Linked DNA regions of Homo sapiens: regions 1 and 2 are each linked to region 3. The links are chromatin contacts, found by Hi-C or POLR2A ChIA-PET in ENCODE. All regions are on one chromosome and are shown on one strand. The core of a region is the stretch at or near the end of the contact, and the rest is flanking DNA. Distances in the headings are between cores, read along the strand shown.

Region 1 (3,905 bases), core at 4-2,503, 160 kb before region 3:
CCCGCCCCGCCCGTGGTGACGGCGCACAGGTCTCACCCCAAGCCCGATCTCGAGGCCCCTGACCCGGGCCTGCCGCCTCCCTCCAGCACCCCGGGCTCCGGGCCCTAGTTGCTTGGGCAACGGGAACTGTCAGCGACCTGGCCCAATCACCTCTCGGAACGTCACTCGGGTAGGTCCAGAGGCGGGGTCAACCCGGCCCGGCCCCGCCCCCCCGCCGGATCCAAGGCTCCTCGTCCGCATCCTTTTTCCTCCCTCCTTCGGCCCCGGGGCTCACATCCTCGCTGCCTCACACCTTGGGCGTGTGTGGGAGCAGGAGAGGGATTCTCTGGGGTCCCCATTTGGAACCTGGAGACCCACTTCTGCCAACAAGTCCTTCAGCCCCTCTGGGCCTTAGTTTCCCCCCAGTGAAGTGGGGATAGTGACAGCTCCCCCGGGAGCCAGTGAAAACTTTGTGAAGGGAGTGATTACTGCGGGCGAAGGCGCTTGGCACAGCCACAACTGAAGCTCAGCCGTCGGATGTGATTATTGTTGCTATTGTTACCGCTCCGCCTGGACTGGGTGCCCGGTCGGAAAGTCCCGCTCCCCGCTCCTCCTCCCAGGCGCGGAAGCTTCGCGCCGCCCGCCTCGGGGGACACCTCCCGCGCCATCTCGGGGGCACTGGAGATAAGGAAAGGAACCTCCTCCCTGGCTGGGATGGCTGCCCGGGCGCGGGAGGAGGGCCGGGGACCCGGTGAGGGAGGACCGTAGGGCCCGTGGGGGCTTCACGCCTGGCAGGCGGCCGGCCAGGTGAGCAGGGCCGCGGGCGCGCCGGGGCGAGGGGCGGGCCCGCGCGGGGGATTCGGGGCTCCGCGGGTTCAGGCCCGGGGGCGGGGCCCGGGGGCCATCTTGGCTATGGGCGGAAGTTTTCTTCAGAGACCGAGGGACGGGAATCCGTTGCCGCCCCCGGCCGGGCGGCACGACCCCGATTTGGGTATAGGAGAGAGGAGCGTGGGAACTGGCGGACCCCCATACAAGTAAAGGCGGGCGGCACGGGGCACGGCCCACCCGGGGACCCCCTGGATGCGGCACGGCCCCCGCAACTCGGCCGCCCTCCTGCCGCCTCCCGTAACCCCGGGCGCCCGCCAGCGGCGCAGCTCGCGCCAATTCTCGTACGGTTTCACGCCGGGTGCGGCGCTGGACTGCGGAGCCAGCCGGGCCGCTGCGCAATTTGCGTAGCGAACGGCGCCCGCGCAGGCGCGGAGGGGGAGGGGGGCGGAGCAGCGGGAGCCGGGGAGCCGGAGCCCCGGGTCCCCACGACCTGAGCCGGCTCTCCCATCAGCGGCCTGAGGACCTGGCGTCCGCCTCCTCCCTCCCCTTGAGGCTGGAGCGTGGACGCGGTGGGGGAGGGTGGGGCGGGGGCAGCTTTCGAGAATTACGAGGACAGGAGGCAGAGGCCCTCCCCATCCGCATTATTGGAGGAGAGAGAGCCTCCCCCAGCTTGGGGAGGGGGAGAGCGGGGCATTGGGCGCCCCTCGCAGCGGCCGCTGCCCTGACCCGACGGGTATCAGCCGGCTCTCCCCCTCCACCCAGGACGACATGAACGACCGAGGCCAGGGAGTCCTCTCCTTGGGCCTCTGCATCCCCCCATCCTTGGCTCTGGGGTAGGCCCAGGGAGGAGACACCCCCAACCCCTATCCGGTCTGTCCTGGAGAAAAGAGACTGCCCTTCCATGCCCCTGAGTGAGGGGCCTGGGGCCCAGGCTGCCTGTGTTCCCCAAGGGCAAGGGTCTCTCTGTTGAGGAGGAGGGGCCTGTCAGCCACAACTTCTTTCCTCCTGAGCGCCCCATCTCCCTCTCTGCACCCTGCAATTCCCACCCCTCCGTATTTATTTCCCTGGTCCCGCCGACAGTCCCTCCTTGTCTGTCTCCGGGATTCAGGCCTCCCTCCCTGACATGGAGAGTAACCTGTCTGGCCTGGTGCCTGCTGCCGGGCTGGTGCCTGCGCTGCCACCTGCTGTGACCCTGGGGCTGACAGCTGCCTACACCACCCTGTATGCCCTGCTCTTCTTCTCCGTCTATGCCCAGCTCTGGCTGGTGCTTCTGTATGGGCACAAGCGTCTCAGCTATCAGACGGTGTTCCTGGCCCTCTGTCTGCTCTGGGCCGCCTTGCGTACCACCCTCTTCTCCTTCTACTTCCGAGATACTCCCCGCGCCAACCGCCTGGGGCCCTTGCCCTTCTGGCTTCTCTACTGCTGCCCCGTCTGCCTGCAGTTCTTCACCTTGACGCTTATGAACCTCTACTTTGCCCAGGTAACCAACTGTGGTCCCGGGTGGGGGGCGGGAGGTGGCAAGCCTCAAGGACCCACAGGAGTGAAGGGCATCTCTGCTCCTAGGTGGTGTTCAAGGCCAAGGTGAAGCGTCGGCCGGAGATGAGCCGAGGCTTGTAAGTACTCGGGACACTGGTGGGCTCAGCCTCCAGGTCAGGGGCAGGTGACAGTCCCATGTAGATCCCTTCCCACCTCTCAGGGCTGAGACAAAGGCAACCCAGGGAATGTCTGTGGAAGATCTTGGAAAAGTTAAAGCACCTGGCGCAGATGGCTCAGCAGAGGCCTTGCAGATCTGCAAGGCACAGGAATAGGAATGCTTGTGGTAGTGTGAGGGAGAGGGCCCCAGTGTCATCCACCATGGAGGGCGAGCTGGAGGCTCCAGCCCATGGAAGCACCAAAGCCATATGCACTCCTGGGTGACCTGGGGCCGCAATGCCCTCGTCATTTGTACAGTGTCTTACGGTTTATAAAGAGCTTTCCCAGCCATCTTTTATTTGTACAATTTCCCTGAGAGGCTACTATCCTCCCTTGAGAGATGAAGAAACTGAGGCCCAGCCAGGTAAGACAGCAGGATCAAGGTCGCAGAGCTGGGGCTCAGACAGAGACTTCTGACTCCAGTTGGTGCACCTTCCGAAGTACCATGGCTGTCAGTCACCTTCTGACCTTTTTGGGCCTCAGTTTCTCCATCTGTAAGAGTGGAGGAACAGGGCTCAGACTGGATGCCCTGAGTTTTGTCGACATTGGGGTTTCCTGCAGGAGGTGGGGCAGGTGGTGAGTGCTGAGGGCTGTTGAGGGCCCGCGCTGACTGTGCTGTGGCTGCAGGCTCGCTGTCCGAGGGGCCTTTGTGGGGGCCTCGCTGCTCTTTCTGCTGGTGAACGTGCTGTGTGCTGTGCTCTCCCATCGGCGCCGGGCACAGCCCTGGGCCCTGCTGCTTGTCCGCGTCCTGGTGAGCGACTCCCTGTTCGTCATCTGCGCGCTGTCTCTTGCTGCCTGCCTCTGCCTCGTCGCCAGGCGGGCGCCCTCCACTAGCATCTACCTGGAGGCCAAGGTAGGGCTGCAGCACTGATGCCCAGGTGTCTTTTGGGTCTCTCGGCAGCGGTTCTCAGGGTGTAGAGGAAGCTGGGAGCCTTCTCTCCCTGAGGGTCCTCTGTTGTTACCTGTGCCAGGGGACCAGTGTGTGCCAGGCGGCCGCGATGGGTGGCGCCATGGTCCTGCTCTATGCCAGCCGGGCCTGCTACAACCTGACAGCACTGGCCTTGGCCCCCCAGAGCCGGCTGGACACCTTCGATTACGACTGGTACAATGTGTCTGACCAGGTGGGCATACGCATGTCTGCCACCTCCTTAGTAGCCGTGGCACCTTGGCCCCAGCTGGCCTGGGCCCTGTCCCACTACCCCTTTGGCGTGACTGCAGACTGGCACCAGCCCCTGCCTTCCCACAGGCGGACCTGGTGAATGACCTGGGGAACAAAGGCTACCTGGTATTTGGCCTCATCCTCTTCGTGTGGGAGCTACTGCCCACCACCCTGCTGGTGGGCTTCTTCCGGGTGCACCGGCCCCCACAGGACCTGGTAAGGGTCTGCTCCCTCTTCTGTGGGGCCA
Region 2 (3,819 bases), core at 445-2,944, 210 kb before region 3:
GGCAGGCTCCCCTCAACCCAACCCACAGTTTTTTGTTTTTTTTTTTGTTTTTGGACAGAGTCTCACTCTGTCACCCAGGCTGGAGTGCAATGGCACAATCTCCACTCACTGCAACCTCCATCTCCTGGGTTCAAGCGATTCTCCTGCCTCAGTCTCCCAAGTAGCTAGGATTACAGGTGCCCACCACCATGCCCAGCTAATTTTTGCATTTTTAGTAGAGACGGGTTTCACCATGTTGGCCAGGCTGGTCTCGAACTCCTGACCTTGGGTGAACCACCTGCCTCAGCCTCCCAAAGTGCTGAGATTAGAGGCGTGAGCCACCGCGCCCGCCCAACCCACACAGTTTTCTCCACCCTCGCCTCCCTTGCATCCTGCAGCTTCCTTCATCATCAGTTGCTGCCTGAGATTCTCCTGACTTGTCTATCCTAGCCCAAGCCCAGCCCCTACCCTTCTCCCTGCAGCCTCCAGTGCCCAGGGCTGAGTGGTTTGGGGTGGATGAAAGGCCAACCTTGGGCACCACTGCTTTGCCTGCTGAAGCAGGACATTCAGGGGCAGAGTTAACTCAATTGGGCAGCCACTGGGAGGGGCAGCCACCCTAATGGAGGCTTTCTCTGAGGTGTTGGGTCAGAGCATGTGGGTATGATCTTAGTGGGCCTAAGGCAGGAGTGGGTTGAACCAGGAGACAATTCCTGACAGCGATTACTACTTTCAAATCATTTTCTCAGTCATGATGTCACTGGACATGCCATAGGTCAATTAGCATGAGGCAGAAAGGGGTTAGGGCCCCAGAGCTACCGCCTCCAGAGCCCAGTTAGCCCCACCAGTCACGCACAATGCTTCACATGCACCTCCTCACTTTCTCCTCGCTCGATTCTGAGGTCAGCATCATGATTGTCTTCCTTTTACAATTGAGGAAATAGGCTCAGAAAGGCTAACTGGCCGGGGGGATTTGACCTCAACTCAGCTGTCTCCCTAACCTTCAACCTAGGTTTAGCTGCCTCTCAACTGCAGGTTCATTACTTCAGTTGACAGATGTTTGGTGGCTGCTGGGGCGCCTGAAAATAAGTCTGGTGGGGGAACAGGCCCAGCCAGATCATTCCAGTCATGAGTCACAGCCCAGGTGCACAGGTAGAGGTAAGCCTGGCTCCTGGGAGAGAGATGTGGGCAGGAGCATTGGCTGGAAGCCAGGGCTTGTCATTGGACATCATCTCGGTCCTGCAGGGGCCCTGTGGGGTGGGTGTCATCAAGCCCGTGTTACACGCCTGTATTGGATGACAAATTCTACCAAGCACACAGCCGACCGGGAGTTCAAACGTGAGTGTCACTGTGAAGCCCAGGCTCCACAGCGACTGAGGGCCGTGGGCCATGATGAGGCCCGGGAAAACAGGAGTGCTGTGGGAGAGGCTGGGGGCGACTTGAAATGGCGCCTCAAGACCCCCTCCGGGAACCCACGCCCGCCTGACCTTACTATCACCTCGGCCGGAAGTGTCTCCGGCCTTTTCGGAAGTCACTTTCACCTAACCTTACAGACTACCGCTCCGCCGGAAGTGACGCAGGGCAGCGGCGTCGCGGGGGCGGGGCTCGGGAAAGACCCGTGCCAGCGGGCGTGTGGCCGCGGGTTTCGCACGGTCCAATAAGGGAGGGCGGCGTGGCCCGGCCTGGTAGCGACGAGGACGCGCCTGCGCAGAGGCGGCAGCACCACCGGGGTTGACTCCGGGGGCGCGGCGAGGAGGTGAGCGGGGGCCACAGCCCGGGCTGGGGGGAGCCGGGGTGCAAGAGGGCAGGCTGGATCAGGCCGGGCAGAAGCGGACCGGGCTCCGAGTGTCAACGAGAGCTAGGTGACGAGGAAATTGGGGGTGGGGGCCGGAGCTGTCCGGAGATGCCGCAGGGGGAGGGTTCTCACGCCGCACGGGGCGGAGTCCTGGGACTCGGGGCGGGACGTGGAACCGGGACGGGTGGGACCTCCGAGCTGGTGCCAGTGGAAGGCGGAGCCCGGCGGCGGGGGGCGGAGCTAGGAGGGTCGGGGGACGGAGCCTGGCTCTTGAAGGAGGAGCTGGAGGAGGTGAAAGGCGGAGCCTCGGGGTCGGAAGCAGAGGGGGACGGAGCGGAGGCGCTGGGGGCGGGGCTTCAGCCGGTGAGTGGCGTGGCTACGGCTCCGGAAAAGGGGTCTAGTTCTGTCGAAGGCGGGGCTGCAGGCCCGGGGGCGGTACCGCGTCCTCCGAAGGGCGGTGCCAAGGAGCCAAGTGAGGAGCCTGGCCCGAGTAATGGCCCCGGGCGTCCTCGCGGGGGTGGTCTCCGTGGTGGCCGGGCTTGGGGACGCCGTAGGCCGAGAACTCCACCGGGAGAGGTGGTGTGGGTGGAGCGGGCTCGGCGGCCAGCAGACACAGGGCCAGTCTGGGTGCCCCGGAGACCCCCAAGGGCTCAGAGTTGGGGCGGCGCCCCGGGCGGAAGCACAGGGCCAGGCTGGGGGGTATCTCCCGAGGACCCGGGCTCCTCGGAGCCACCCAGTGGGGATGTGTGGGTGCCTCGGGGCCGGCCCCCTGCAGCGGCCGCAGAGGTGTTGGTGTGCTGGACCGGGGGCAGCTGGGTGTGGCGTGAGTGGGGCCGCCCAGTCGGGGCAACTGCAGTGCAGCCAGATAGGGTCTGGACTTTGCGTAAAGGGACAGGCGGGAACTGAAGAGCGGAGGTGGGGACTGGGAGGGAGGGAAGGTATGGGGGTGAGCAAAGGGGCGGGTCCCTGGCTGCTGTGGCCTCCCCTGACCCCCTCCCCCCGCTGCTGGGGTCCTCGGCCAAGCCCCCTTCTCACTGGACTGGTAAGTGTGGCCCCGGAGCCCGGGGGAGAGGGCGGTGACCCGGGACAAAGGGGATCCCCCGGGGCAAGGAAGATACAGTGGCGGTGGAACCCTCCTGTTACCTACCCGTGTTCCATACTCTCCCTGCCCTCCCCCACGTTCAGTCGGTCGGTCGGGGTCTGTGCCCACAGAGACATGAGGCTGAGCTGGTTCCGGGTCCTGACAGTACTGTCCATCTGCCTGAGCGCCGTGGCCACGGCCACGGGGGCCGAGGGCAAAAGGAAGCTGCAGATCGGGGTCAAGAAGCGGGTGGACCACTGTCCCATCAAATCGCGCAAAGGGGATGTCCTGCACATGCACTACACGGTGAGTGGGTTGGGCGGGCCTTTTGGGAGTGGGTGGGGCTTCCGAGGACCAGAGAGTGCTTGGGAGTCTGGTTCTCCATAAGCCAGGTAGGTGACCTTGGGCAAGTCCCCTCTCGCCTCTAAGCCAGTTTCCATGGTTCTGCCTTGCCCTTGCCTACTGCCCAGGTGGGCACCAGCAGGCAGTGACAGTGTACTGTGAGCTGCCCAAGGCTCTGTCCTCTTAAAGAACTATGACCAGCTGGGCGCAGTGGCTCACCCCTGTAATCCCAGCACTTTGGGAGGCCGAGGCGGGTGGATCACCTGAGGTCAGGAATTTGAGACCAGTTTGGCCTCATGATGAAACTTTCTCTGCTAAAAATACAAAATTAGCCAGGCGTGGTGGCGGGCGCCTATAATCCCAGCTACTTGGGAGGCTGAGGTGGAAGAATTGCTTGAACCCGGGAGGCAGAGGCTGCAGGGAGGCGAGATCACGCCGCTGCACTCCAGCCATGGCAACAGAGACTCCATCTCAAAAAACAAAAAGGACTGACCACCAGGGCTGTGGGTGGGCGTGGGGGGGCAGCTTGATGGGGAAAGCAGCTGAGGGAGGGGGTGTCAGGGGTGGTCCCCTCTTCCTCACTGGCCTTCTCATGGTTCCACAGGGGAAGCTGGAAGATGGGACA
Region 3 (4,045 bases), core at 30-2,529:
CCACTCATCAACCTTTCTTCATCCCCTCCTTTCCCCCTCCCCTTCCTGGCCTCTAGTAAGCAGGTTGCTGTTGCAAATTACGTATTGAAGAAACTGGCGCTTTGTCCTATGGTTGCCTGCAGTCTGGATTTTGCTGGTCACGTCCCCTTAGCTTTGTTGAGCAGGCTCCCCAGTCCCTGTATTTCTTGTAATTTGATAGTTGGCAAACTTTTTCCATAAAGAGCCAGCGAGTAAATATTTTGGGCTTTGTGGGCTATAACAGTCTCTGTGGCAATTCCTCAACTCTGCTGTCACAGCGAGGCCGCAGCCAGAGACAACATGTAAACAGCGGAGCAGGGCTCCGTTCCCACAGCGCGGGATCTGGGTCCCAGTTTGCACAGCCCTGAGTCGAGGGTGGATCCAATCCAGGTCTGATACAGCATTTCAATGGTGATGCCGCAGCCTTCCACACTGAGGCACTTAACACCCCATTGTTCCCAATTGCATTTTAACTGAAAAAATACAAAAAGAGATCAAAACTGAAAGTGCAGTTTCCTCATGGTCCCACCACATTTTGGAGAAGTGTATAAATGGAGAAGTGAAAGCTCCATCTTCTGCCCCTTCCCCATGAGAGAGCCTCTATTCACAGCCAGGTCAGTTTCTTCCAGACTGTTAACATCCGTGTGAGTGCACATGTCTACACTGCGTGGAGCCTGCCTGCTTCCTGCCCCGCAGGCGTGTCTGCTGTGGGAAGGCTGGAGTTCTGACCTTCCCCCTCCCCCTCTGGGTGACAGGTGGCTCAGTTCTCTTCCCTGCCACGTTCAAGACCAGGTTGGGGGAGGGGGTGAATGTCACTATTCCCCTGACTGCCACTGTGGAGAGGGGAGACCCTCGCCCCTTTTCTGAATTTTTCCTTACCCCTTTCCTTGGAATAAAGCAAACACCAGACCCAAATGGATTTTAAGTGACACTTTCCCAAGAGTCTGGAGAGGGGACAGAGACTGGACGTGGTGTGTCCTGCCTGAGCCGAGTCATCTGGTTACGAGGGCAGGGGCAGGCTGGGGTGGGGCTCATGCGCCCCGGAAGCACCCTGGCTCCTCGCTCTCCCATGCCTCTCCCTTTATGTCCTCTGCTGTCCAGCGCCTGGGCCCCGGCCCTCCCTGGGACACCATCCTGCCCTGCCCGAGTCGTGGCTCTCCAGTCTCTTTCGGGGACTCGCCCCTGGCACCCACTAGATGGCGCTCCCGGCCACTCAGCTCCCCCTGCCTCGCTTGGGGTGGTGCTGGACGTCGGGAGCGCTGGCCTCTGCTCTGCTGATTTGCAGGTGGGAGTGCAGGGTGAGCCCGGCGCAGGGGATAGGAGGTGGGGGAGTCGAGAGCTGGAGTCAGGCGCCGCTCACGCTGGGATGACGGAGTGTTAACCTCAGACTCTGGGTCCCTTTGGGCCGAAGCTTTAAGAAAACAGGGGCAGCGAGCCCGGCGTCCCAAGGAGCCTTGCCAAACTGGGCATGGAGAACGGGCCTCCTGGATGGCCACCCGCCCAGCTGCCAAAGAGGCCGGAGAGCTGGAGCCGGGACTTGGAGGATCTTCTTCAGAGAGGCAGGAGGGCGGTCCGAACGTGCCCCCACCCCTGACCTCAAGCCCATGTGGAGAGGGCCAACAGAGCCTCTTGGAGAGCTGGATTTGCGTCCTCTGCAGCTTGGGGGACACGTCGTTGATGGTGACTGACACGCCCCAGAGATAGTGACATGATGATTAAGAGTGACAGCCTGAGGGAGCTGAGCGCAGCATGGCTGGTCTGGCAGCTGCTGTCGGTGTCGCGACCCCACCCCACTTCCCCGGCTCCCTGCCTCCTTCGCTGGAGAAGCATCCTCAGCCAATGGAGCCACAATACCTGGTACGTTCAGGCGACGCCCACAGCCCACGGCTAACTGTACAAAAGACTGTTCCCTCGCCTGCCTCTAGATGGCGATACCTCTGCCCCAGGGCCCCCTGCATATCTGCCAGAGCTGTATTTACCCTGGGACCACGCCTTTACCGAGTCCTTTCTCCTTCCCCGCCCCTCTGCCCTCACATCCTGGGCGGCTTGTCCCAGGATGAGCCCTCCCCTAGTAAATCCCTGTCTTGGGCTCTGTTTTCAGACAGCTGAAGGCAGGGAACAGCAGGAGGGGCCCCAGGAAGCTGGCCCCAAGGACGGGATGCTGCAGGAGGATGCCCCGCTGGCCCCTGGTGACTGGAGCCCGTTGCGGAGGCCCCTGGCACGAGGTGGCAGAGCAGCTGCTCAGGCCTCCGCCTGTGGTCACCTGGGACAGGACTCAGGTGGACGGGGATGCCCGGCTCGTTTAATATCACTGATGTTGAGAGACAGATGGGAAAATAGCCGTGAGAAGGACGTGGAGTGGGGAGGCTGTCACTGAATACTACTGACACTTAGAAGAGGGAAAATGACAAGTTCAGGGCCACGCATCACCAATTTAAAGCAAAGTCAGGATTCCTTGGCAGAATTTAACGAAATGCTTCTCTTCTATAGCCAGGGGTCAGAGGGCAGAAGACAAGGTGCAGGACTCCAGAGAAGGCCAAATTTCCAGCCCAGGGAAGTCCCTTCTCCAAAGTCAGGGCCCCAAAGGGAAGGGTGGGGTCCCTGATATCTGAGATGGACTATCTGAGGAGACACTCTTGAGACATTGAACCCCCAGATTCTCCTGTACCTCCTGGCCTGCAGAAGTGACCCATTGCCTCTGTTGGAAGACAGAGGTCCTCTTTTGCTTAAAGACCATGCAGAAACTAAGGGAAGGGACCTTACAAGATAAGGAGTTCCTCTCTCCAGCATCTGTCCCCACCTCCCCTCCTGACCACCAGGCTCAAAGCTGGATCATATCTCAGCATGACCTGACCAAGGATGTGCTTTGCATGCCAGGGACCAAGAGGGATTAACAAGCAGAGGAGTGGTGGGAGCAAGCCAGCAGGGACCAGCCGGGTCTAGAGAATGTTCCTAGATGTGGACTCTGAAGGTTCTAGATCAAGGGAGGCTGCATAGTAGCTGGAGACTGGAGAGTTAATTAGTACAGAAAGACTCCCTAACCCCTAAAAAGGCCCTGGGAAGATTCTAATATGTTGCTTGGGAGGGTTCTTTTTTTTTGAGACAGAATTTCTCTCTGTCGCCCAGGCTGGAGTACAGTGGTGCGATCTTGGCTCTGCAACCTCCACTTCCCAGGTTCAAGCGATCCTCCTGTCTCAGCCTCCCGAGTACCTGGGATTACAGGCATGCACCACCATGCCCAGATAATGTATTGTTTTTTTTTTTTTTAGTGGAGATGGGATTTTGCCATGTTGGCCAGGCTGGTCTCGAACTCTTGACCTCAAGTGATCTGTCCACCTTGGCCTCCCAAAGTGCTGGGATTACAGGTGTGAGCCACAGTGCCCAGCACTTGAGGCAGTTCTTGAAAGCTTGGAAGAAGTGATAGTGCATAGGCGATGAAGTGGAGATGTCAGAACAGCCCTGGAGGAAGGTATGCAAAGTCTCAGAGAAGTGGACACGCCAGAATGGCTCTTCTATTGTAGGTTGTACAGGAAAACAGTGTGACAAGAGTGATGCCATCTTAAAACCGCCATATGATGATGAATGTTTCACCCCCATATACCAAGCTGCTCTGCAGTAAGCTCTTTAAACAATGCCTGTACCATACATAACCCTTTGTAAAGATGCTTAGCTAACCCCCTCCCCAAGTGGCTATGAGTTTTGCATTAAAATCGGAGATATGGCCACCTGCACATGTTTTACCCTAAAAGCTTGCTACATAAAAGTACTTTCTGCAGGGCAGATGTGGGGATCTACCATTTTGTGGCAGCCCGGAACATCGCTTCTGCTCCTAAGTCCCTATTAAATATTTCTTTACAAGAAACTGGATTTGTCAGCCTCTTTCTTCAGCCTCTCAGCTCCCTCGGCCTTTGCAGGTAGATTTGCACAGACCTGTTCACCACGAAACAGGGTGGAAAACCCACCAGCTGGCCATGTTCTTTGGAAGGTTCCAGCTCTTTACCCAAATGATAAGGCCTGAGCTGTCGAG

Evidence for each region. A loop is a pair of places that touch in the nucleus more often than their neighbours do. ChIA-PET counts read pairs that join two places held with the same protein, here RNA polymerase II (POLR2A). Pooled maps may share reads with other maps.
Region 1: a pooled map shows a loop between it and region 3 (4-fold over the local background). The contact joins the promoter of GPR137 here to the promoter of LINC02724 in region 3. A Hi-C loop is called at or near these places in 4 of 50 pooled maps. POLR2A ChIA-PET finds 5 or more read pairs at or near these places in 3 of 52 experiments (H1, HEK293 and WTC11).
Region 2: a pooled map shows a loop between it and region 3 (4-fold over the local background). The contact joins the promoter of FKBP2 here to the promoter of LINC02724 in region 3. A Hi-C loop is called at or near these places in 2 of 50 pooled maps. POLR2A ChIA-PET finds 5 or more read pairs at or near these places in 3 of 52 experiments (H1, MCF 10A and activated naive CD4-positive, alpha-beta T cell).

The regions. Positions count from the first base shown.
Region 1 is chr11:64,284,595-64,288,499 of GRCh38, forward strand. It overlaps GPR137 (G protein-coupled receptor 137), which reads left to right and starts at 1,254. Exons shown (of 7, transcript NM_001170880.2): 1 at 1,254-2,287; 2 at 2,371-2,420; 3 at 3,127-3,352; 4 at 3,471-3,620; 5 at 3,746-3,874. The coding sequence starts at 1,931. It overlaps BAD (BCL2 associated agonist of cell death), which reads right to left and starts at 71. Exons shown (of 4, transcript NM_032989.3): 1 at 37-71. RefSeq lists silencers at 1-240, 591-1,330.
Region 2 is chr11:64,239,401-64,243,219 of GRCh38, forward strand. FKBP2 (FKBP prolyl isomerase 2) reads left to right here and starts at 1,695. Exons shown (of 6, transcript NM_004470.4): 1 at 1,695-1,732; 2 at 2,984-3,158; 3 at 3,799-3,819. The coding sequence starts at 2,988. LOC114841035 reads left to right here and starts at 1,695. Exons shown (of 6, transcript NM_001370414.1): 1 at 1,695-2,813; 2 at 2,984-3,158; 3 at 3,799-3,819. The coding sequence starts at 1,880. The coding sequence ends at 2,677. RefSeq lists enhancers at 702-1,604, 1,104-1,163, 1,204-1,323, 1,605-2,505, 3,408-3,819 and silencers at 1,604-2,623, 2,654-2,893.
Region 3 is chr11:64,447,778-64,451,822 of GRCh38, forward strand. It overlaps LINC02724 (long intergenic non-protein coding RNA 2724), which reads left to right and starts at 1,280. Exons shown (of 2, transcript NR_073177.1): 1 at 1,280-1,875; 2 at 2,120-3,880. RefSeq lists an enhancer at 1,619-1,868, a cis regulatory region at 1,758-2,027 and a silencer at 1,805-2,000.